Linked DNA regions of Mus musculus: region 2 is linked to region 1. Evidence: chromatin loops called from intact Hi-C (ENCODE). Cell type or tissue: gastrocnemius. All regions are shown on one strand. Each heading gives the region's core, and the rest is flanking DNA. Links, peaks and the distances in the headings are about the cores only.

What was found. Hi-C counts contacts between places; a loop is a spot of excess contacts. Peaks named below come from ENCODE experiments on the same cell type or tissue, not always from the same donor. Only the 100,000 strongest peaks of a DNase experiment are listed, where the experiment ranks them.
Region 2: a loop joins it to region 1, with 10 times the contacts of the local background. A loop is called at or near these places in 34 of 42 quality-filtered maps.

Annotation. Positions count from the first base shown.
Region 1 is chr7:79,773,983-79,785,327 of GRCm38, forward strand. Wdr93 (WD repeat domain 93) reads left to right here. Exons shown (of 18, transcript NM_001381990.1): 15 at 1,530-1,593; 16 at 2,648-2,804; 17 at 3,131-3,323. Among named protein-coding and RNA genes, the nearest start is that of Mesp1, 14 kb to the right of the region's middle. In gastrocnemius, for the core only: a CTCF peak has its summit at 6,739 (motif pointing right); a DNase peak (open chromatin) is centred at 6,752; H3K4me3 peaks cover 705 bases; H3K27ac peaks cover 1,056 bases.
Region 2 is chr7:79,908,221-79,919,565 of GRCm38, forward strand. It overlaps Ap3s2 (adaptor-related protein complex 3, sigma 2 subunit), which reads right to left. Exons shown (of 6, transcript NM_009682.3): 2 at 7,796-7,887; 3 at 6,927-7,038; 4 at 1,615-1,686. Among named protein-coding and RNA genes, the nearest start is that of Ap3s2, 6.7 kb to the right of the region's middle. In gastrocnemius, for the core only: a CTCF peak has its summit at 6,574 (motif pointing left); no DNase peak of the experiment used is centred there.

The DNA of each region.
Region 1 (11,345 bases), core at 2,079-10,078:
AATGTTAGTACCCAAGAGGCAGAGAAGCTTGGGCTGTAGAGTCAGTTCCAGGCCAGCCAGGACTACGTAGTGAGACTTTGTCTCGAAAATGTTTTTTAAATATTACATGCATGCAAATGAATCTATACAGTGTGTGTGTACGATGATGGATAAACTCCCAATTCCCTAAGGAACTGATCTTATCCTCCCCATTCGTCCCTGAAGGCTGTTAACCATCAACTGCCACAGATCAAACTTCTCCTAATATTACTGGCTGCAGAAAGCAGTTCTTTAACATTGCTCCCATGCCTGTAGATAGCCACATCGGGTCTCAACTGGCCTTATCTAGCTTGTACAAGGGATTGCAGGCCACTGGTGGCTCAGTCAGGGGGTAGGCCTAGGGTAGCTTCCCTCCCACTCCTGGAAGCGGCAGGCTGTTGACCAGGAAGCATCGTTTCCCTTCCTCCTGGTCTCTCCTCAGACTGCCTGAGGCGTCTTCACATGCTGGTCGGAGGATCCCGGCACTAAGAGAGGGCAGCAGCAAGGCACAGATATTGTTTCTCAGGCTCCTGGGTTTGTGCTAACAACGTCTTACTGGTGAAGCACATGCTCCTGTCACGACCACATCCAAACAGTGGAAGAATTTTTGCTTTTTTAGGTTTCAAAAAGATTTCATTTGATGTGTATGTGTGTTTGACTGCATGTGTGTTTGTGCACCGGGTGGTGCATGTAGCAGCCGCAGAGGACAGAGACGGCTATCAGATGGCCTGGGACAGACTGTCATGGTGCTGTTAGCTAGCACATGGGGACTGAGAACCAACCTGTGTCCTCTGGAAGAGCAGCAAGTGCCCACATCTACAGCCCGAATTTTTTAGAGAGTTGCTGCTAAATATTTGGGGTTTTTTTTTTTCAGTTTCCACCTGATCTTCATTATTGTCACTCCTTTGATTTATGAATTAACCACCTGTAGCTGGGTGGCGGCGGCACACACCTTTAATCTCAGTGCTCAGGAGGCAGTCTGGCCGATCTCTGAGTTCAAGGCCAGCCTGGTCTACAGAGTAAGTTCTAGTACAGCCGGAGCTACACAGAGGAACAAAGAAAAGCAAAAGAACAAAACAAAACAAAATTAGCCACCTATTTATGGTTTTGCCTCTAAACAATGCATATATTAAATTGTGTATATTTAGGAAGCTTGTGACTAGAATTCTATGGCTCTCCAAATTGCCTTCTATTTATTTGGCACTAACTTGCTTTGTAACACTGACCATGAGAGCTACTCACGTTGGCACACACGCCTCCAGTTCTACTTCCACTTTGCATTGTAGTCTTCAGTCTAAGCAGCCTCCTGCTGGGAGTGCCCCACTGTGCTTAGATTTTTAAATGTATTTATTTATGTATGTATTTATTTACTTACTTATTGCTACCATGAATGATCTCTTCACATATCTATGGATACACATCAAGCATTTCTCTAGGATAAATGCCTAGGGGGAGAGAGTAAAGTTTGAAACCGTCACAGAAGGAGAATGCCCCTTGTTTGTGTCCCACAGGCCTGTGATGCACATGGAAGAAGCTATTTGTGCCGTGGCCCCAGTCCCAGCCTTGCCTGGCATGGTAGGTTCCCAGAGTCTTGTTCCTCTTCTATGAGTGTCTTCATCATCCCTTCTAGACATATTTGTTGACAGCCTACTGTGTGCTAGGCATTAGTTATGCTTTGGGGTATGTAGAAATAGAAGAGAGACTCCAGGGCCTCCGGTAGTGCTCAGCAGAAGAGTAAATGACAACAGGCCCTGGATTCAACCCCAAGCATCAAATAATAACCACGCATCAAAGAGGAAGTTCCCACCCTTAGGGTGCCCACTGTTCATCAGGAGACAGATCACCAAACAGCTGCCTCAGAACGCAATGTAATGGATGCCCAGAGCAGAGTAGTGATCACCTGATGCAGAGGTTGCAGAGGGAGGGAGTGTGACAAGAGGGGACAGCAGAATCAAAAGCGTTGAAACTCCCCAAAGTTCAGGTCCGTCAGGATGGAGAGGGATGAGGGTGAGATGGGGCAGAGGGAGCAGCCTTTGTATGGTGGCAGAAGGATGTGGACAAACCTCCTATTGATGTGACCTGCAGCATGGATGAGGGGGGACAGGGAACATCGTCTTCCAAGTGGAGCTAGAACCTGCATGCTGAGCTGCCTCTGGATGCAGCTGATCTTGCCACATCCTGCCGACTCCCTTTCAGGGCCTATGATGGAGACAGGCCAGAGAGAGAGTCTGTGGTTCCTGATAGGACTTGGCAAAGGAAGAGGCCCATAGGGCCCCGGGAGGCTTTTAGAGTGCATGAGTCTACTATGTCCATTTTGTGCCCACCAGTGAACAGTGAGCAGTGCTCAAAGCTAATGTACTGTTGGGTCTCTCTAGTCTCCAGGAGATGAGTACACCCAAGAGACAACACCAGGAGAATGAGCTCAGAAAGTGACAGGAGGGACCCCAGAGGCAGACAGGAGGGGCCCCGCAATCTCAGGGCCAATATCACAACAGCATACTGCAGTGATAACAAGACTGTTCCTGTGGTAACAAGTAAGAAGAGGGACAGATGCTAGGAGATGAGAAGAGGAGTCCTGGAGCAGGATCTGCGAGAGCCGAGTCTGAGAGAAGATGGTTTTCCTTCCCAGGTGCTAATCTTTTCCAGGAGCCAATCTGTAACCCTCATGGACGTGGCCAAGGCTGAGGTCCTCTGTGCCTTTTCGGCCCCGACATGCCACCCGCAGGCGCTGCCCTGGAAGCCACTGTTTGCTGTATCTCCACACCATCCATATTTTCTGCTTCACGGTATGGAAGGGGATATGAGGGCAGCTACCCAGCGATAGGGTCCACTACACTCTTCCCTGACTTTCCTGAACGCTCACAAAGCATGGTGACACTCCTCGGTTGCTTTCTCAGTCTCCTCTGTCCCAGGCCAAAGGAGGCTGCAGCCTGGTGCCCACCACGATTAAGAAAGTGCTGGCAAGGTCTTTGTTCTGGGTAATTAAGTAATTCCCTCCCAGCTCAAGCCAGATGAGGTGGCCTCCATACACAGAGAGCAGGCCCACACCCCGAGGACCCTAGCCCCATGGAGAAAGCAGGACACTGAGCACAGCGATCTCCTTTCCTCACAGGAGCCCATCCACATGGTCAGACCACGTCTACTGAAGATCCCAAGAAGAGCACAGATTCTGTTTTCTATTTTAATTTTGAGGACTACCTGCTCTTGAAAGATATCTCCAAAAAGTGTACCATTTCTCAAATGGCTGTGAACTTCTCCCAGATGTTGCCAGTGGAGAAAAGATGTGAGCAGGTCTTCCAGAAGAGGTAAGAGCCCTCCCATTGCATGGTTGTGTCTGGGTGAGCCATCACTGAGTGTGGTTTCTGGCTAAGAGCCTTTCTATACCTAATTGCTGCTAACTGAAGGACTTTACCACATGAGTCTTATCCTACTCTGTGAGCTCCAGGCCGAGGAGAAGCCCCCAAAAACCAATGTGGAGACTGTAGAGGTAGTTCAGCAGCTAAGAGAAGGGGCTGTTCTTTTAAGAGGACCTAGGTTCGATTCCCATCACTTACATGGTAGCTCACAGCCATCCTGGAACTAGAGTTTCAGGAGATTTGACACCTTCCTCTGGTCTTCCCTGGTCTCAGGCATGCACACAGTGCACAGATGTATACACAGGTAAAACCCCTACATGTTGTGGGTACAGACTCAAAGACCAAATTGAGAATCTGTATTAAGCCTAGAAAAAACCACTTCTCACAAAGCAGTCTTGAACACATTTTACAGGGAGCGTTTGTAGAGGGATGTAAAGCAAGCAAGCGAGCAGGCAAGCAAGCAAGCAAGTGAGTGAGCAAGCAAGTGAGTGAGCAAGCGAGTGAGCGAGCAGTTTAACAGAAGCCCAAAAATGCAGTTAGCGGGGCCTTTCAACTCAACCCCAAGTTTCTGAAACAGAGTTGGATACTTTCTCATGGTGCTTTTCACAGCAAGGGGGCAAAAAGGGTGGGTTCTGTTTCAGGTTAAACCGATGATGGCTCCTGCTGAGACAAGACAGAGAAATATTTCACCTGTTGCTCTATACACATAAAATAAAATAATAAAAAATTATCTTTATAATAAACAAGGTAGATGGCTCTCAAAGAGCATGCATTCATGCCCACGCACCTGTATGAACACAGATACAAGCATACACCACATACAGAAAGAGAAGAAAGGGAAGGGAAGGGGGACAGAGAGGAGGGAGGGCTTTACTCCATTTCCCGCGTGACTGTGGCCATACCTGCTGTTTCTCACTTAGAAAATTAAACTGTTTTCTTGTGCCAGGGCTGTGCTCTAGCGCCTCCTTTTGTATTATAATAATTGTTTTTTTTTATATTCTTAGAGAATGTCATGGGTATACACATTATATTTTAATCATATTCATCTTCCACTGCCTTGCTCCACATCCTCAGACACGCCCTCCCCCACATCCCCATCCAACTTTGTGTACTTTGTTGTTGGTTTTTTAAACCTACTGGGTCCAGTTAGTTCTGCTCATGTGCACATTGCTGTGGAGCCATTTTTTTAGAGCATAGGGAACCTGGCAGAGGCTACATCACAGGAGAAAAAGGACGTTCCCTCCCAGTATCTTCTCAGATGAGGGTGGCCTCTGCACCCTTCTTCACGCACACTGCAGTGCTGATTGGCTTGCTCTGTGCTGTCCCTGTGTATGGAGCCACAGCTGGGGTGAGTTCCTGGGGACAGTGTCCCTGTCACGTCCAGAAGACGGTGTGTTACACTGGTCTCTGGCGCTTGTGAACTTTGCACACTTCTGCCTTGATGTTCCTATGCCGTGGTGGGAAGGGAGTGACAGACATGTGGATTTGGGGCTGAACAGTCCATATTCATGTATGTAGAAGTCAGTTTAATACTATGTCCATTTAGCAATACGGAGTGTTGTTGGGGAGTGGGGGTATCTGGTACTCCTTCTTGACAAACATTTCAAAAGGAGGTATCCCACATCTAGCACTGGGCTCTTGGCCTGAGCACTGTCTATCTGTCCAGAGCCCAGTGATTTTAAATAAAGTCTCACTGGAACACAGCTTCACAGATAATCGGTGGCCGCTTGTGTGTCTCCATGGCAGTGGTTGTAATGGAGAGCCCGTGACTTTTCAGGTATGAGTTGTTTACTCTCTGGCCGTTTATAGGAAATGCCCGTCTGCCACTGATTTCATTCTCTTCTCCGTCGCAGATGGCTATTGCGGGTGGATGTCTTATCCTTTATTCACTTCACCCTCCCCAACCCTTTGCTTGCTTTCCTTTCTGTTCACAAAGCCCAATGAACAGACGCAGGCTCCCTGAAGGAACAGGAGTCTCACTTCACGGGGCATCTCAGGACGCTATAAATCCTTGACGGTTCCCACAGTGGCCTGGCTGCTTATTTTGGGTGGGAAGAGGTCAACTGTGGGTTGCTCGTCTCATCCCTGGCCTGACTTTCCGGAGCGTCCCAGATGATAGGTTTATCCCCTTCCAAGACTTATCTCATAAAAAGTAGCCTCTGAGCTTCTGTGGTTTCTTCAGTCAGGGGAACACCCATGAGGTTCATCAGAGTCTCTCCCCTTTCTTCATTTAGACCTCTCCCTCAGGAAGTACAATGGCCAAGATATAGAGGTTTAAGACCAGACAGGCCTAGGTGTGAACTTTGACTCTCCCATTTACTAGCTAGGAGACAAAGGCTGGGTCACCCTTTCAGTGCCTGTCCCTAAGCTCACGGATACAGAGCATCTACCACTGCTGAGCCATGTTGCGGGTATTTTGAGTAGGCCTAACTTCTAGGGCTTGTAGGTTTTAGGTAAGATAATAAATACCAAGTGCCAGACATAGTGTGTGTCTTAGTGTTCTATTGCTGTAAGAGACCATGACTAAGGCAAGTCTTATAAAGGGAAGCATTTAACTGGGGGCTGGCTTACAGTTCCAGAGGCTTAGTCCATTATCATCATGGCAGAGAGCATGGAGACAGGCAGGTGTAGTTGGATAAATAGACAAGAGCTACATCTTGATCGCCAAGGGGAAAAAGAGACGAACGAGACACAGAGAGAGACAGACAGTCAGAGAGGAGTGAGGGTCTGGTGTGGGGTTCTGAAACCTCAGAGTCCACTCACAGTGACATACTTTCTCCAACAAGACCACACCTCCACATTTTTCTAATCTTTTCAAATAGTATCACTCCCTGGTGACTAAGCCTTCAAATCTCTGAGCCTGTGGAGGCCACCCTTATTCAAACATGGACAGACATGTGGATTTGGGGCTGAACAGTCCATATTCATGTATGTAGAAGTCAGTTTAATACTATGTCCATTTAGCAAACTACGGAGGTCAGTGGACTGTTCAGCCCCAAATCCACATGATGTTTAGCCCATCAGTAGGTACGCTGTCCCCTTCTGTTAAAATCAGAATGTCTGAGGGCTGGAGAGATGAGTCAGAGGTTAAGAGCTCTTGCAAAAGACTGGGGTTTGATTCTCAGCACTCACAGGGTGGCTTACAACTGCCTGTAATCCACTTCCAGAGGAAGTGACATTATCTTCTGGCCTCTGGGGCACTGCATGAATGCAGTGAACACACATATATGCAGGCAAAACCCCCATACACATAAAGTGAAATAAATCTAAAACAGTTGAGAGAGAGACAGACGCAGAGAGAGACAGAGAAAGAGACAGACATGTGGGAGCCTGGGGAAATCCTAAATATGACCACTAGGTGGCAGCACAGTTCCCCTCTGCTTTCTATTTCGCAGGGCCAGCCTGCACTTTCCTCTTTGCCTGCTAGGCTAGCCACCACCCCTGAGCTGCACTCCAGCCCCCTGCCTGCTTTGCCCTTCTTTGCTGAGCAACTTAAGAGGCTCTCTGTATCTCACTTGGGGACGTCTGTTGCTTGATCAAGAAAGGAACGCGGTCTCATGGATCTTGGGAGAGGAAGGGACTCTGGAGGAGGGGCTGTTCGGCTGACACTGCGTGGGTCAGAGGTTTGGCAGCAATGCTCAGGAGCATTCTGGACCCTGGGGACCTGCGCTTCAGATAAATGTAGGGGAAAGTGTCACGATTTCTACACTGTACTTCCAAATGACTCAGGAGCGTATTTATAGAGACAGAAAGTAAAAATGGTAAGAGATGGTGAAATCCAGGGAAATGTTTATAGAGAGCCCAAGGGAACTAGAGCTGAGGTCAGCGAATGTGGGTGAAGGGCCATCGGACTCTGCACCCTTTTAACAGGCATGGAAGTTTTCAAAAGAAAAAGACAGGGAGAACTGATAAGCCATGACGATAGTCCCATCCTGGTTTTGAGTCAGGAAGAAGATGGGGGTGTGTATTTGTGGGACATGGGTACAGTGGGGCGGTGAGCAGGTGTGGTGGTTTTCCTTGTGTTTTCCTGTAGCTTTCCCACAGAACACCGCCATTGTTTTGGCAAACAGACTGCAAACAGTAGTGGAGTGCTTCCCAAGGCCATGGTCTGAGCTTGCTTTTGCTCCTGGAGTGGGCGGGGCTCTGTGGCCTCCCAGTTTAATCTTGCTTCCTTCCCCATCTTTCTATGCTCAGCCAGCCTTACTCCTTATAGGGTGACATTTCCCACTTTACCCAGAGGTCAGTAACATGACACCTGCCTGTGGGAGTTGACCCAGGGCCCCTGGACCACCAACCAGACCACCGCAGTCTGGGTAACTCACTTCCCTTCACCTTAACCAAGTGATCTTGTCATAGATACCTGATGAGAAGCCAGACATGGTGCCACCGTGCCACCTTAGCACTTGGGGTGCTGAGGCAGAAAGGTGGGGATTTGAGACCAGCCTAGCAAATGTAGCAAAACATTGTTCCAAAAACAGAAAGAGAATTGTATTTTTAGTGTGTGTGTATACATATTTATAAAACTTTGGAAAACATGAATATGCAAAAAAGTAAATTTAAATAACCCATACTCCCACCACCCCCACCCCAAGTCATCAGCACCACCATTGACATTCCTTCCTGGTCACTCAGCCTGGCATTTCACCAAGTTAAGGTCCGGTTTCATGCATGTGCTTGTGTCTGACTTTATATTGCTTCAGCATATGACTTTCTGTAGATGTGTGCATACATGTGCAGGGTCATATGAGGAGACATGTGTGTGGTGTCTATAGAGGCCAGCACCTCCGAGGCTATCCCTTCTTATTTTTAGTTACCGCTTACCTTGGGGACTTCCGGTCGGGTTATTTTGGCTTTTCCGTTTGATTTGTTTGGTTGATTTTGTTGTACTGGTGTGTATGGGTGCATCTACATGTGAGTTCAGTGCCCTGGGAAAGCGGAGTTGATCCCTTGGAGCTGGAGTTACAGGCAGTTGTGAGCCACCCGACTTGGGTGCTGGAAATGAAATGCAGGTCCTCTGCCAAGAGCAGTGCGTGCTCTTAGCCACGGAGACATCTTCAACCCTATTTGTTTGTTTTTGAGACAGAGTCCTTCACTGGCCTGGGGCTTGCCAGGCCGGGCAGGCTAGCTGTCCTCTGAGGCCCCAGGGGTCCTTTGTCCCTTACCTTCCCAGCACTGATCACATTTGTGCACTGTCACTTTACAGATGGAGCTGTCCCCTTAGCCCCTGGTTTTTAGTTTTGAGAGATATCATTATTGTGTCGGTCAACTTCCTGGCACTGTAACAAAATACCTCAGATGATTAACTTGTGAGTAGAAAAGGTTTCTTTGGCTCCTAGCTTTGTAGACTGTAGTTCATGGTCATTGGGCATTACAATGGGGAACACGGGACAGGATAAGACAGCCCTGCATGACAGACATTTTAGGCAAAAAGAGTAGGAAGAAAGGGCTTATACAGGGGGCTTCCTGCCCATGCCATGCCTGGAAACACCATGATTGATTAGCCAATACCAAAGGTTCCTACGTATCATGCCATTATAAAATTCACCTCTCCTGTCATCATTACCAGCTGGGTCATTATGAATGCTGTCTTTTTTTTTTTTTTTTTTTTTTGAGACAGGGTTTCTTTGTGTAGCCCTGGCTATCCTGGAACTCACTCTGTAGACCAGGCTGACCTCGAACTCAGAAATTCACCTGCCTCTGCCTCCCGGGTGCTGGGATTAAAGGCATGCACCGCCACGCCCGGCCCGGCCTTTTTAAAACTCTTAATGCCAAGCTACTGTTCCTTTCTTTCTTTTTTTCTTTTTTTTTTTTTTGTTAAAGATTTATTTATTTATTATGTGTAAGTACACTGTAGCTGTCTTCAGACACTCCAGAAGAGGGCATCAGATCTCATTATAGATGGTTGTGAGCCACCATGTGGTTGCTGGAATTTGAACTCTGGACCTTCGGAAGAGCAGTCGGTTACTCTTACCCACTGAGCCATCTCGCCAGCCCCATGAATGCTGTCTTGTCTGTGCTGCCCATCATAATGACTACCATCACCTTGTTTCTGAGATTCGATGCTGCCACCTGGCCCTTGCTACTCCGGGGCCCATCTAAATGCATTGAATTCATCCAGTAGAGCAGTAGCAGCTCCAACCCTAAGGTCTGGCACAGGGAAAGGGGCAACAACAAAGCTCTTCAAATGTGCTGGTGCCCCTCTCACCAGTTTGTGTCTTACAGGGCTAGTGAAGGGCACGTCTTCTGGGCCTTCCCATTGTGGACATGAGGTTTTACACAATGTATCCACTCTGCATTGAAGTTTCCCTGAGCCCTACAAGCCCTTTGTCAACACTCAGCCAAGGGATGTCAGGCGTCTCCAACTCCTTTTCTGTCAGTAGGCCATCTTTTGATAAATGCTTCAGCCAACCAATTAAACAAACCCTTGACACCTTTTTAATTGTGGGAGCTTCCATATTAAATCTAGAATCTCGACTACAGTGGGTCCACGTCAATGAACTCAGTTCCTTCCACCATTATCCCACACCCTTAAAGTCCATTCCCACACACACTCCCCAGACTTCTGCTTGAATGAATTAGCAAACTCACTAAGCTCCGTAGTAGTGTAGCACACTTCCTCACGGACTACACTTTCTACCTCCCCTCCAGGGGCCTGCTTGGCCTTGAGTCTGGCTGTAGGTCTAGAAGAAACTATTGGTGGGCCTTGACGAACATCAGTATTGTATTGTCTGGGATTTTCCTCAGTGAAAGTCACTGTTGGTTTATCAGACTCTGAGGGATTAACATCTCTCATGTGAAAAAGCATTATTTCAAAGGCTGGGGCTGAGGGCACTGCTTCCTGGGGTGAGGTGAACCCTGGAGAATCTGAGGGTTCCACATTGGGGCTCCTTCTGAAACATGGCTGTGGGCCTGCAAGCCAGAGTCTGGGTCTGACACCCACTCGTGGTGACTATGGGAAACCCCAGAGACCTTTGAAACTGTGTCTGGGCTTTATACAGAAAGCATTGGTGGTGCACGCCTTTGATCCCAGCACTTGGGAGGCGGAGGCAGGCGGATCTCTGAGTTTGAGGCCAGCCTAAATTTGTAAATCTTTCGCAAAACTTCTTAGAGCCAGGCACGGTAGCACAAGCCTTTAATCCCAGCACAATGGAGGCAGAGGCAGGTGGATGTCCATGAGTTCAGAGACAGCCTGGTCTATATACTGAATTCCAGGTCAGCCAAGTGTATATATGGTTTTTAAATTTTGTTTGCTTGCTGTTTTGATTGGTGTGGAACCCCAGGACTTTGGAATGCTAGGCAGATGTTCTGCCCCTGGGCTGGGTTCCCAGCCCTTGGCATTTCCTTACAGCTCTCTTTAAACATTTTTGATTTTTTGTTTGTTTGTTTGTTTGTTTTGAGACAGGGTTTCTCTCTATAGCCCTGGCTGTCCTGGAACTCACTTTGTATACAGACTGGCCTCAAACTCAGGAATCCGCCTGCCTCTGCCTCTCAAGTGCTGAGATTAAAAGCGTGTACCACCATGCCCAGCCTAAATGCTTTTGATTTTTAAAAATATTTATTTATTGTTAAATCTAAGTACACTGTAGCTGTCTTCAGACGCACCAGAACACGGCATGAGATCTCATTACAGGTGGTTGTGAGCCACCATTTGGTTGCTGGGATTTGAACTCAGGACCTTCAGAAGATCAGTCAGTGCTGTTCTTCCTGCTGAGCCATCTCACCAGGCCTAAAAAGAAGTGTTTAAAAATTATGTTTGTGTGTGTGTGTCCTCGTCTGTCCGAGTAGCACGTTCATTCAAGTGTCTGTCGGGGCCAGAAGAGGGCTTCGGGTCTCTGGAGCTGGCACTGTGAGTTACTGGGAGCTGTCTCATGTGGGTGCTGGGAACGAACCCTGGGTCCTCAGTGAGAGCAGTAAGTACTCCTAACCACTGAGCCATCACTCCAGTCCCTGAGTTCTCATTTTTAAAAGGCT
Region 2 (11,345 bases), core at 1,775-9,774, 130 kb after region 1:
TCCTTTTTTTAAGTTTTGTTTTGTTTTGTTTTGTTTTGAGACAGGATATTTCCATGTAACTGCCCTGGGTGTCCTGGAAATCAACTCTGTAAACATAGCTGGCCTCAAATTCACAGAAATCCATGAGCCTCTGTCTCCCAAATCCTGGGATTAAAGGCTTGCACCACCTCGTCTGACTGCAAATGCACTCTTGACCACCAAGTCCTACAGCCCCCTAAGAGACAAACTGTATTACGTCAGCGTTCCTGAGTTCACATCATTCCAAAGCTTCACTGTTACCAGCCTCTGTCTAGGAAATTCAATCCATCACCAACATAAAAATGTCGTCAGGTTTGGATATATAGCCACTTATTTTATGTCACAACTGCCATATACTAAGAAGTCTGCCTGTGAAAGAACCAGCGACCAGGAAGAACAGGCCCAGTGTGAATCTCTGTGTGCTAAAGCAACAAACAACAACTAAACCAAACCAGTGCTGGAAGGATGGCTCAGCAATTAAGAGCAGTGGCTACTCTTTTAAAGGATCTGGGTTCTATTTCCAGCATCCACACAGCAACTTACAATCTCTGTGCCTCCAATCCCAGAGGATTCAGTGACATTCTTGTCTCTGGGGATATCAGGTACATACTTGTTGCACAAACACACACACAGACAAAACACCCATACACAGGCGGAGAGATGGCTCAGCAGTTAAAAGCACTGGCTGCTCTTCCAGAGGTCCTGAGTTCAATTCCCAGCAACCACATGGTGGCTCACGACCATCTATAATGAGGTCTGATGCCCTCTTCTGGTGTGTTTGAAGACAGCCACAGTGTACTTATATACATAAAATAAGTAAATAAATCTTTAGAAAGAAATGTTTATTAAAAGCCAGATGTAGCTGGGCCACGGTGGTGCACGCCTTTAATTCCAGCACTTGGGAGGCAGAGGCAGACAGATTTCTGTTTTCGAGGCCAGCCTGGTTTACAAAGTGAATTCCAGGACAGCCGGGGCTACATAGAAAACCTTATCTCAGAAAAAAAAAAAAAAAAGCCAGATGTGGTGGTGCACAACTTTAATCCAAGCAGAGGCAGGTGGTTCTCTGAGTTCAAGACTAGCCAGGTTTGCAGAGTGAGTTCCAAGGCTACCAAAACAAACAACAAAAATTAACCAACAAACTAAGAGGTAGATGATAAAAACACGCTTGCTTAACCTGTCTGCTTCTTCCGGGTGAGCACACACACACATGCCATCACGGAGCACATGTGGAAATGAGAGGACAATTGCAGTGTCAATTTTCTCCTTTTACCATGTGGATTCTGCTGATCCATCTCAGGACTTCAAAGCTTGGCAAGCAACCCACTGAGCCATCTCACCGGCCTCTCAGAACTATTCAACTCACTAAATAAAACAGGCTCAGACTTGATGGATGGATCAGTAGTAGAGTAGCCAGCTAGGATGTGGGAGGCCCTGGACTCAAACCCCAGTACTGCAAAATTAATTGACTAATTAATTAAAACAGACTCTTGAACTAGGTTGGAACAAAAGAGCAAGTGAGAGAACCGGACGGTGCATGGTGACTGGAGATGTCCTAACTGGCAGTTTCCAGGAGCCCTGTTCTGGGAGAGGACCTACCTTATCCATATGGAAGATCAAGTCCAACTCACATACATTCTCAAAACACTTATCCAGTGTCTCCACAAAAACCTAAAGAATAAGGAGAAACAGATAAAAAGAACGTCAGTCACTGTTTTACAGATGTCGTGTATGAGTGCAAAGGGGCAAGCCTGGCACACACCCTAGTCCTTCTGATGCAGAGGCCAATCTGATGGGCATCCTCTCAATTGAGGTTCCCTCTTTCTGAACCATTTCTCCAACACTTTAACTTTTAAAAGTCCCACAATCTTAAAATTTTGATCAAACACTTTAAAAGTTCAGTCTCTCTGGGCGTGGTGGTGCACACCTTTAATCCCAGCACTCGGGAGGCAGAGGCAGGCGGATTTCTGAGTTCAAGGCCAGCCTGATCTACAGAGTGAGTTCCAGGACAGCCAGGGCTACACAGAGAAACCCTGTCTCGAAAAAAAAAAAAAAAAAAAAGTTCAGTCTCTTTAAAACACTCAGCTTTCTTCAAAGTTTCTCTAAAATATCCAAAGCCTCTCTAAAACGCCAGTCTCCTAACTGTGGGCACCTGCAAAATAAAAAAATAAATTACATTCTTCTTATTTCAAGAAAGAAGCGCCAGGGTAGTCACAATCAGACTAAAGCAAAACCAAAATTCAACAGTGTAAAAGTTTAGTGTCTGATGTCTGGAACTCAGCCACGATTCTCTGATCCAAAGGGCCGGAGCCACTCCTCCAGTTCTGCCCTCAGCAGCACACAAGACTTGTCTCCTAGGCTCAGGCTGGCTCCCCTCCACAGCTGTTGCTGTTCTTTGGTGGCCATCACATGGTACTGGTGTTTCACAAAGAGTCTTTGCAAGTGGGCTGTACCTTCACCAGTTACCTCTCCTGGGTTCTCTTCAGGAATTGTGACCCCACATGGTGCCAAGCCTTAGTTTCCCTCCGAGACTCCTTCAATTCTGGGACTTTCACTGCACCCTCATCAATGGTTTCCTCTCTCCTCTCTTGGCACCAAGCCTCAGATGTTCCCCATAACTCCTTCATGCCTCCGAAGCCAGCATCACCTACATGACTCTTACTCATTCCCAAGACTCCTGAGATTCAGCCTCAGCCCCACTTGGATCACAGTTTCTGTATGCTGACCCCGAAGAAACACGTCTCAAAAGATTTCACCTCAGGGACACTTGTCTCTTCTTAACTATTGCTAATTTCTTAGCTCCAGCTGGCTAACATCATTTGCTTTAGCAAGGGTTTCATTTCAGTGGTGCTAGTCTCTTGTTAATCGTGGCTGATTCTTCATCCCCAGATGACCAAAAACAGATACTTAATCCAAAATAGCATATAAACGTCCCTGACAGTCTTTCCTCCCTCTGAAATGTCACAAGCCAGGCTTCTATCATCTTCACCTCTCAACAGTCTTATCTTCCATGCTCCCACAGAACAAGCCTGAGCTCTGAGCACTTGATGGCTTTTCCAGCCCAAATCTCAGATGCCACCACAGTCTTCCCAAAAGCATGTGGCTGAATCTGCCACAGCGATACCCCACATCCCGGTACCAATTTCTGCCTTCGTTAGTTAGCAAACTGTTATTCCATCCAGAGCTCAACTACTGTTTTCCTTGATGATGTCGATATCAAGATACAATGGGCAAAAGTGTCTGACATCCTGACCTGGGACTGATAACTGGCACATGGTTTCTATTGGAAACCAAACACTGGAAAATGGCTGGCCATTAAGTATTAATAATCTAGGAATTTGCAACTGTACTACTCAGGTGTACACCTTACAGAAAGACATGCAGATGTAATACCAAAAACAGACACAGACATTCCATAGTGGCACTATTTATAACTCTTTGTATTTAAGTAATATAGCTTTTTTTTTTTTTTTTTTTTTTGAATAGCAGTTAAAGCCGGGTGGTGGTGGTGCACGCCTTTAATCCCAGCACTTGGGAGGCAGAGGCAGGTGGATTTCTGAGTTCGAGGCTAGCCTGGACTACAAAGTGAGTTCCAGGACAGCCAGGGCTACACAGAGAAACCCTGTCTCAAAAAAAACCAAACCAAAACAAGAATAGCTGTTAAAGGCGGGCAATGGTGGCACACACCTTGAATCCTAGTACTTGGGAGGCACAGTCAGGCTGATCTACAAGGCAAGTTCTAGGAAAGCCAGGGCTATACAGAAAAAAAAAACCCCGTCTTAAAGAAACAAAAACAAACAGAACAGTAGCTAAATATGAGAGAGTTTTCAATCACCACTGTACTGGCTGGTTTTGTGTCAACTTGACACAAGCTGGAGTTATCACAGAGAAAGGAGCTTCAGGTGAGGAAATGCCACCATGAGATCCAGCTGTGGGGCACTTTCTCAATTAGTGATCAAGAGGGGAGGCCCCTTGTGGGTGGTGCCATCTCTGGGCTGGTAGTCTTGATTCTATAAAAGAGCAGGCTGAGCAAGCCAGGGGAAGCAAGCCAGTAAGTAACATCCCTCCATGGCCTCTGCGTCAGCTCCTGCTTCCTGACCTGCTTGAGTTCCAGTCCTGACTTCCTTTGGTGATGGACAGCAATGTGGAAGTGTGAGCTGAATAAACTCTTTCCTGTCTAACTTGGTCATGATATTTTGTGCAAAAATAGAAACCCTGACTAAGACAACCACGATACTGCTTCATGGTGAGTCCTAATAACCTGCAATTCAAGTCCATTAGTACTAGGAAATTTTACTAAATTGGAAATTTCTTCACTTACATATGCCAAATCAATTTTTTTCTGAAAAATATTAAAGAACAATCTGAGAAAATGGAGATAACAAGGACTGACTTTTCTTACTATGTATGGGAATTTGTCATAAAACCTCAGGAATTCAAATACTGTAATAGTGCACAACAAGAGCCCAGGGCCAGCAGGGTGGCTGGGGGCAAAGCCTGACAACCTGAGTTGCATCTCCAGGACTCACACGGTAGAGGGAGAGAACTGATGCCAAGGTACGTCTGACCTTGTGCTGGCTAGTTTTATGTCAACTTGACACTAGCTAGTCACCACACTGGCCTGGGGGCAAGCCTGTTGAGCATTTTCCTGACTGATGGTTATGTGGGAAGGCCCACCTCCCTCACTGTGGGTGGTACCACTCCGGGGCTCCTGATCTTGAAGGACATAAGAAGGCAAGCCACAGAGAGCTTTAGTTTCTGTAATGACTGTGATGTGGAAGTGTAAGCTGAAATAAACCGTCCCCTCCACAAGCTACTTCTGGTCATGGTGTTTTATCACAGCCACAGAAATCCTAATCAGATAGACCTCTAAACCTACACCATAGCCCTCACGCTGTGACTAAATAGAGACCTTCATAATAAAATGATTTTAAAGTAAATGCAGGATTTTCAGTTGGTGGGATCTGAGCTGCTGTCAGCTCTCCTCACTCACCGGCCTGTACTGTGCTCTCTCTCACGCCACACTCAGTGCGTCACCTTTCCCCAGCTCCCTTCCCTGGGCTCCTGAAGGCTCTGAAGGAGCTGCACCCGCTTCCCAATCTAATCCACTGAGTCCATCTTTGAGGCTGCTGCTGTCTCTGCCTGACCCCCCCCAACAAGGCAAAGCTCTGTTTACTCCAAATATCACTTTATACCTTTCTGTTGATTTTGCAGCATCTGTTTTTCGTTGTTGTTATTTTGGTTTTAGACAGGGTTTCACTGGATGCACACTGGTCTACTGCTGGCCACAACTCGCTATGTCGCCCAGGTGGGGCCCTAAGCCTGGCACTGATCCTCCTGCCTCTGCTTCCCAGGGTGCTGGGATTACAGGCATGCGCTACCACAGCTGCTCCAATGCTGTAATTTTATCGGACTCAATATCAGGTAATCCATAATAGATGATTTTTCAAATACCATCCTTAGTCACCATTTAATACTTTATGAAATTTCTAGCTGATTTTGTAGAAACAGGAAGTTCAATGCTTTCTTGACCTCAAAAAAGCATGACCTCATGTAGAGGTCAGAGGGTAACTTCAGGTGTTGGTCCTCACTGTCTTGTTTGAGATGGGGTCTCCTCTGTTCACCCCTTCTATGCAGAAAGGCTGGTGCCTGGTTTTCTGATATCTTCTCCATTTCCCCATCTGGTAGCTCCTGAGATTAACAGCATGTCAGTCCTGTTGTTTTTTCTTTCAAACTCTAGCAAACTTGTCCCATGCAGTTCTGTTCTTAGTCTGTTTAAAACTCTTTCATCTTCAAGACCGAGTACTCACAAAAGGCACCCAAGGGCTCTCTGTAATACCCCTGCCTTGGACACCATGCTCCCACAATGCCCCTGTGCTCCCTGTATACCCCTGCCTTGGGCTCCTGAGGACCAGGATTGAGCCCCCACTGTGCTCCCCTGTCATCTTTCACTCTGTTTTTTAAGAGGCGCTTCTGTTTTCTCGTGCACCTTTAGACTCTGCAAGAGAACCCCAGCTCCTGAAACTGGTTATGAAAGTAAAATAGGGAATAAGGCAGTATGGATGTTCCGAGCCCTGGCTTTAGGATGCATTGCAGGTAAAAATAAATGTAAGTACGTAAGCCTGGGGAGATGGTTTAGACTGGGCAGTGCTTGCTGCACAACATAAGGACATGAGCTTCATCTCCCAGAACCCAAACAAAAAGCCTGAGCAGCAAATCCTGGCACTGGGGAGGCAAGGACTGCACGATGCTGGGATCTGCTGGGCAAGTCTGTCTCAGCAGCATCAGCGGCTCCAGGTCCAGTCAAAGACTCTTAACAAAAAGGTGGAGAACAATTGAGGGAGACACCAACTGGTAAGCCGCTGGCCTGCACGGTGTCTGTACAAACACAAGTGCATGTGTCTCACACACAGGAAGTATAAATACTTAAATGTAATTTAGTTTCAGAGCTGAAAGAAAATTCAAAACATTAGTAACCAAGGGCAGTGCGAGGGCTGGGTAGAAACCACTGTTCAACAGCTAAGTCCTGGAAGGTTGCTCAGGCCCTTTACCAGAGCACCATCTGGTGGACATCTGGCAACTTTTTTTTTTTTTAAAGATTTATTTACTATGCATACAGCATTCTGCCTGCATGCATGCCTAAAGGCCAGAAAAGTGCACTAGATCTCACTATAGATGGTTGTGAGCCACCATGTGGTTGCTGAGATTTGAACTCAGGACCTCTAGAAGAGCAGTCAGTGCTCTTAACCACTGAGCCATCTCTCCAACCCCTGGTAACTCATGGATGTCAATGAGACTGAAAAAAGGACCAACAGGATGATTACTGAATGCCCCCCCACGGCCCCATGCAAACTCCCACGGCCCCATGCAAACTCAGAAAGTTGTTGCCATTAGTCTATGACTACACATACCTGGATGAGGTCCAAGATCCCAAGTTCACTCTCTGATGAATCCACACAAAACACAAAGTAGAGGGTGGCATAGTGCCGGTAAATCAGTTTGTAGTCAGAGCCACCAATCAAACTGGAAGACAGTAGTAGCAGTTGAGAACCCAAATCTAAGGTAAACTTATCAAAGAAATCCTGCACCAAAGGATGGGGATGGGTCTAACGAAGAAGAACAGGCATTTCCACGTGGATGGCAACTGAGTGTGGAAAGGGAACTTGAGGCCCCCTGACTCCTTCTTTGCCTTTCTCTTGCAAATGACCATACATCAGAGTGATGACCAGGGGCTGCAGCCATAGCTCAGTGGTTAAGAGCACTGTCTGCTCTTCTAGAGGATTCAAGTTCAACTCACAGCACCCACATGGCAGCTCACAACTGTCTGTAACTCCAATTCCAGGGGGTCTGACACCCTCACATAGACACAGGCAGGCAAAACACAAATGCACATAAAATAGAAATAAAGAAATTATATAAAAAGAGAAAGTAAAAAAAAAATTCCGTGATGGCTGAAGCTCAGTGCAGGTGTTTCTCAGAGAATCAGGTGTCTTCCTGAGCAACCCATGCTAAGAACAGGGTATATGGGTCTGTAGTGGTGCACACCTTTCATCCTAGCACTAGGAGGCAAGCAGACTTCTGAGTTCAGGGAGTCTGGGCTACACAGAGAAACCTAGTTGTGTCCGACCCCTAGCCCTGTAACTCCCACCAAACAAAAGAACAGGTTGTGCGGCACCAGGCAGCCAGAGACCCCTGCATGTACTAGAAAAATGAAAGTGACGAAGGCCACCCAAAGTGGAGCTGGGGAGTAGGGAGACGGCCACCTGAAGCTGATGGTTACCTTCCACCTTCTAAGAAGTTACAGATGTTGTCATCTCGCTTGAGGACCAGATGGAAAGTCTCTCGAACAATCTGCTGTTGAATTTCTTCTGGCTATGGAACAACAACAAAAAGAAGAGTCAGGGGGCACGTGAGGAAAATGTGCACCCATCAGTAAGAACAGCTACATAAAGAAGGACTTCTGGACTAGAGAGATCAGCAATGAATAGCACTGGGTACTCTTCCAGAGGACCCAGGTTCAATTCCAAGTACCCACATGTAGGCTCACAACTGCCTGTAACTCCAGTTCCAGGGGGTCTGACACTCTCACACCAATGCACAATCAATCAATCAATAAAGGAAGGAAGGGGTTCCACATGGGGCACAACTAGAAAAGCTCACGCATAAACATTCAGAAGGCAGAGGGTGACTATGGGAAGCCTTGTTTTCAAGGCTACAGTGATTAATGTGGCCTTATTGACCTAGGTATTTCAGTCACAAGCCTTCATATCTTACAGGCAAGCTCAGAATCAAACAAGGAATCAGAATCCATAATCTCACAAAAATCCTCAATCTTTGTTTTTAATCTGACCCCAACCCTCTGACATCAATACTGGGTATTTAACCACTCTCAAAGTTCCAGAACTGGAAGGTCAAGATGTAATCATGCACAGTCTCAAAGATAACTTTGTCATTTTTACTTTAATACCAGTACTGCATATAAGATGCTGTTTTACTCACAGACAAAGGGTTACTGGGAAAAGAGAAAATGTATTTACAGATCTGAATTTGGGACATCTGAACAAAACTACAAAAAAATACCCCACTTTTCATTTAAGAGTCACTTGTAATCTTGAGAACCCTCAACGGTGAATGAAACACATGATTAATCACATTTGATTTCCACTTGTATGTAAGAGTTTAATACTAGGTATGGCACACTTTTTTTTTTTTTTTTAAGCCATGTATGGTGGCTCACTCCTGCAAGGTTAACTAAGACAGGACGGTCACTAAGTAGGAGGACAGCCTGGTTTATATGGTAAATTGCAGGCCAGCCTGAACCACAGGGTCAGTCCCCATCTCAACAAAATGAAACAAAAGGAGGTGGGGTAGAGAGGAGAGGAGAAAGGAGACTCACTGCACTAGACCATGTGTATAAGCCTAGCACTTAGCCGGAAGAAGGTGAGACCCTGGATAAGGGGGGAAGTCAGGAGTGGTAGTGCTTTAATAATAATACTTGAAGAGGCAGGGGGATGGATCTCTATGAGTTCAATGCCAGCCTGGTCTACACAGTAAGTTCCAGTTCAGCCAGGGATATGGAGTAAGAACCTGTCTCAAAACAAACAGACAGACAGGATAAGGAAGAAACCTAGCAGAAACGAAGTAGTTAAAAATTCTAGATCAGAACCTGGTAATGGTGGTGCATGCCTTTAATCCCAGTGCTTGGGGGACAGAGGCAGGTGGATTTCTGATATTTGGAGGCCAGCCTGGTCTACAGTGAGTTCCAAAACAGCCAGGGCCACAAAGAGAAACCCTGTCTTGGAAAACAAACAAACAACAACAACAACAAAACCTTCTAGATTAGGAACTGGAGAATTGATTCAACCATTAAGAGGATTTGTTGCTCAGGGTTCAATTTCCAGTAGCCAGGTGATGGCTGATAACCATCAATAAACATGGTTACAAGGAATCTAATGCCATCTTCTAACCTCCAAGGGCACCAGGTACACATGTAGTACACACATACATGCAGGCAAAATACTCATACACTTAAAATAAATAAATCTATGAGTAATGTAAGCCCTCTGGTCAGTCTTCTCATGGTGTGATGAGTCGGCTGGGGATGATATTTAAATGCACTTCGGCTTTCCTCTGCCTGGGCAGGGGCCCGAGACTCTTGCTCTATCAGGCTCCCACAAACAGCAGTGCTTCGGGTCTAGGAACTACACTCTGGACTGCATAACTAAGAAAAATGTTCACCTTCAATGTTCCTTAAACCAGAAAAATACATTAAAAAAATTAATCCCTTTCATACTATACCACTGATCTTAGCTTTGAAATGGCCAGTTCTTTAAAAGCTATTAAGAGGGGTGGAGGGGGGCACAAAAAAAAAACAGGGAACTAATCACTGAGAGGAAATGGTTGGCTCAGTGTGCGTTCTGAAAATCTCTCAGTATCTACTGAATGTATGAATGCAAACTTGCCAATCACTGCCCCACAAACTGGAACAAATCAATCACGATCTTCCTGGTTTCCATGTGAACAGCACACCAAGCTCACGTTTGCTAGGCTGTTGTCAAAGATGAACTCTGTGTGCTCAGAAACACAACGCTCACTAAGCATCAGCACGCAAACTGACAAAACATCTTTCCAGCTAAAGCCCTTTATCTACCTACAGGTGGACCTGGCAAACAGTGGGGATGGGATGGTGGTATCAAACAAGGGGGCCAACTTACTACTGGCTCAACAAAAAGGCAAACTGCCCACTGCTTACATGCCCCGGTTACTTTAACAACCCGTCCTGTCTTTTTACTACACTGCAATTCTCAAGGCAGTCTCACTCCAGCAGTTCGTAAACAATTCTGTGATCTATATGATCTATATCAGATCATATATATGATCTATATGATCTATATCAGATGGAGATATACAAATGGCCAATAAGCGCAAGACAGGTTCAGCATCCTTAGTCACTATAGAAACTAGACATCAAAACCATTTCAAAAGGCGATCGATTTTCATCCACTAAAATGCCTTCAATAAAGACAACATGGCTAGGATTATGCAGCTCAGTGGTGGAGGACTGCCTAGAAGGAGGGGTGCTCTCAATTCCCTTCCTAGTTCAGAAGGAGACATGAAGAAATTGCAATACTGATACATTGCTGATAACAATATACAACTAGGAAAACACTTTTCCAGTTCCCCACTTAGTTATTATGTGGCCTAATGATTCTACTACATATGAAGTCAGGAGAAATAAAAAGAAATGTCCATACTAAAACTCAACACATGAATGTTCAGAGCAATTACTGGGAAACACAGATGACCAGCAGAGCACAGTGGTGCATGCCTATAACTCTAGGATGTGGAAGGCTGTGGTAGGATCTCTTTTGGTGGTTGGTTGGTTGGTTGGTTGGGTTTTGGTTTTGCTTGCTTAGGGACAGGGCAGTTGATTGTGAACAGGGTAGTTGATTATTAACAGTAAGTTTCTTTAATAGAGATAAAAATGTTCTCAAATTGTGACAGATGCCACTAAACTGCATACATTAAGTAGCTGTATAGTGATTTTTAGCTCAGTGAAAAACTTAGAAACTAGGAGAAACAAATGCACGTGCAAATTGAAGTTGTAAACCCTGTCTTGAAAAACATAAACAACAAAAAATTGAAGTTGTATTCAGTGTTCTATTTAAAAACGTAGTTGGAAAATCCTATTTTAAAAAGCAAATACTTTTCATTTATGATGAAAAAAGGAATAAAAGACCCAGAGACATTTCTGTTTGTTTGTTTGTTTTTCAAAACAAGGTTTCTCTCTAAAGCCCTGGCTGTCCTGGAACTCACTGTGTAGACCAGGC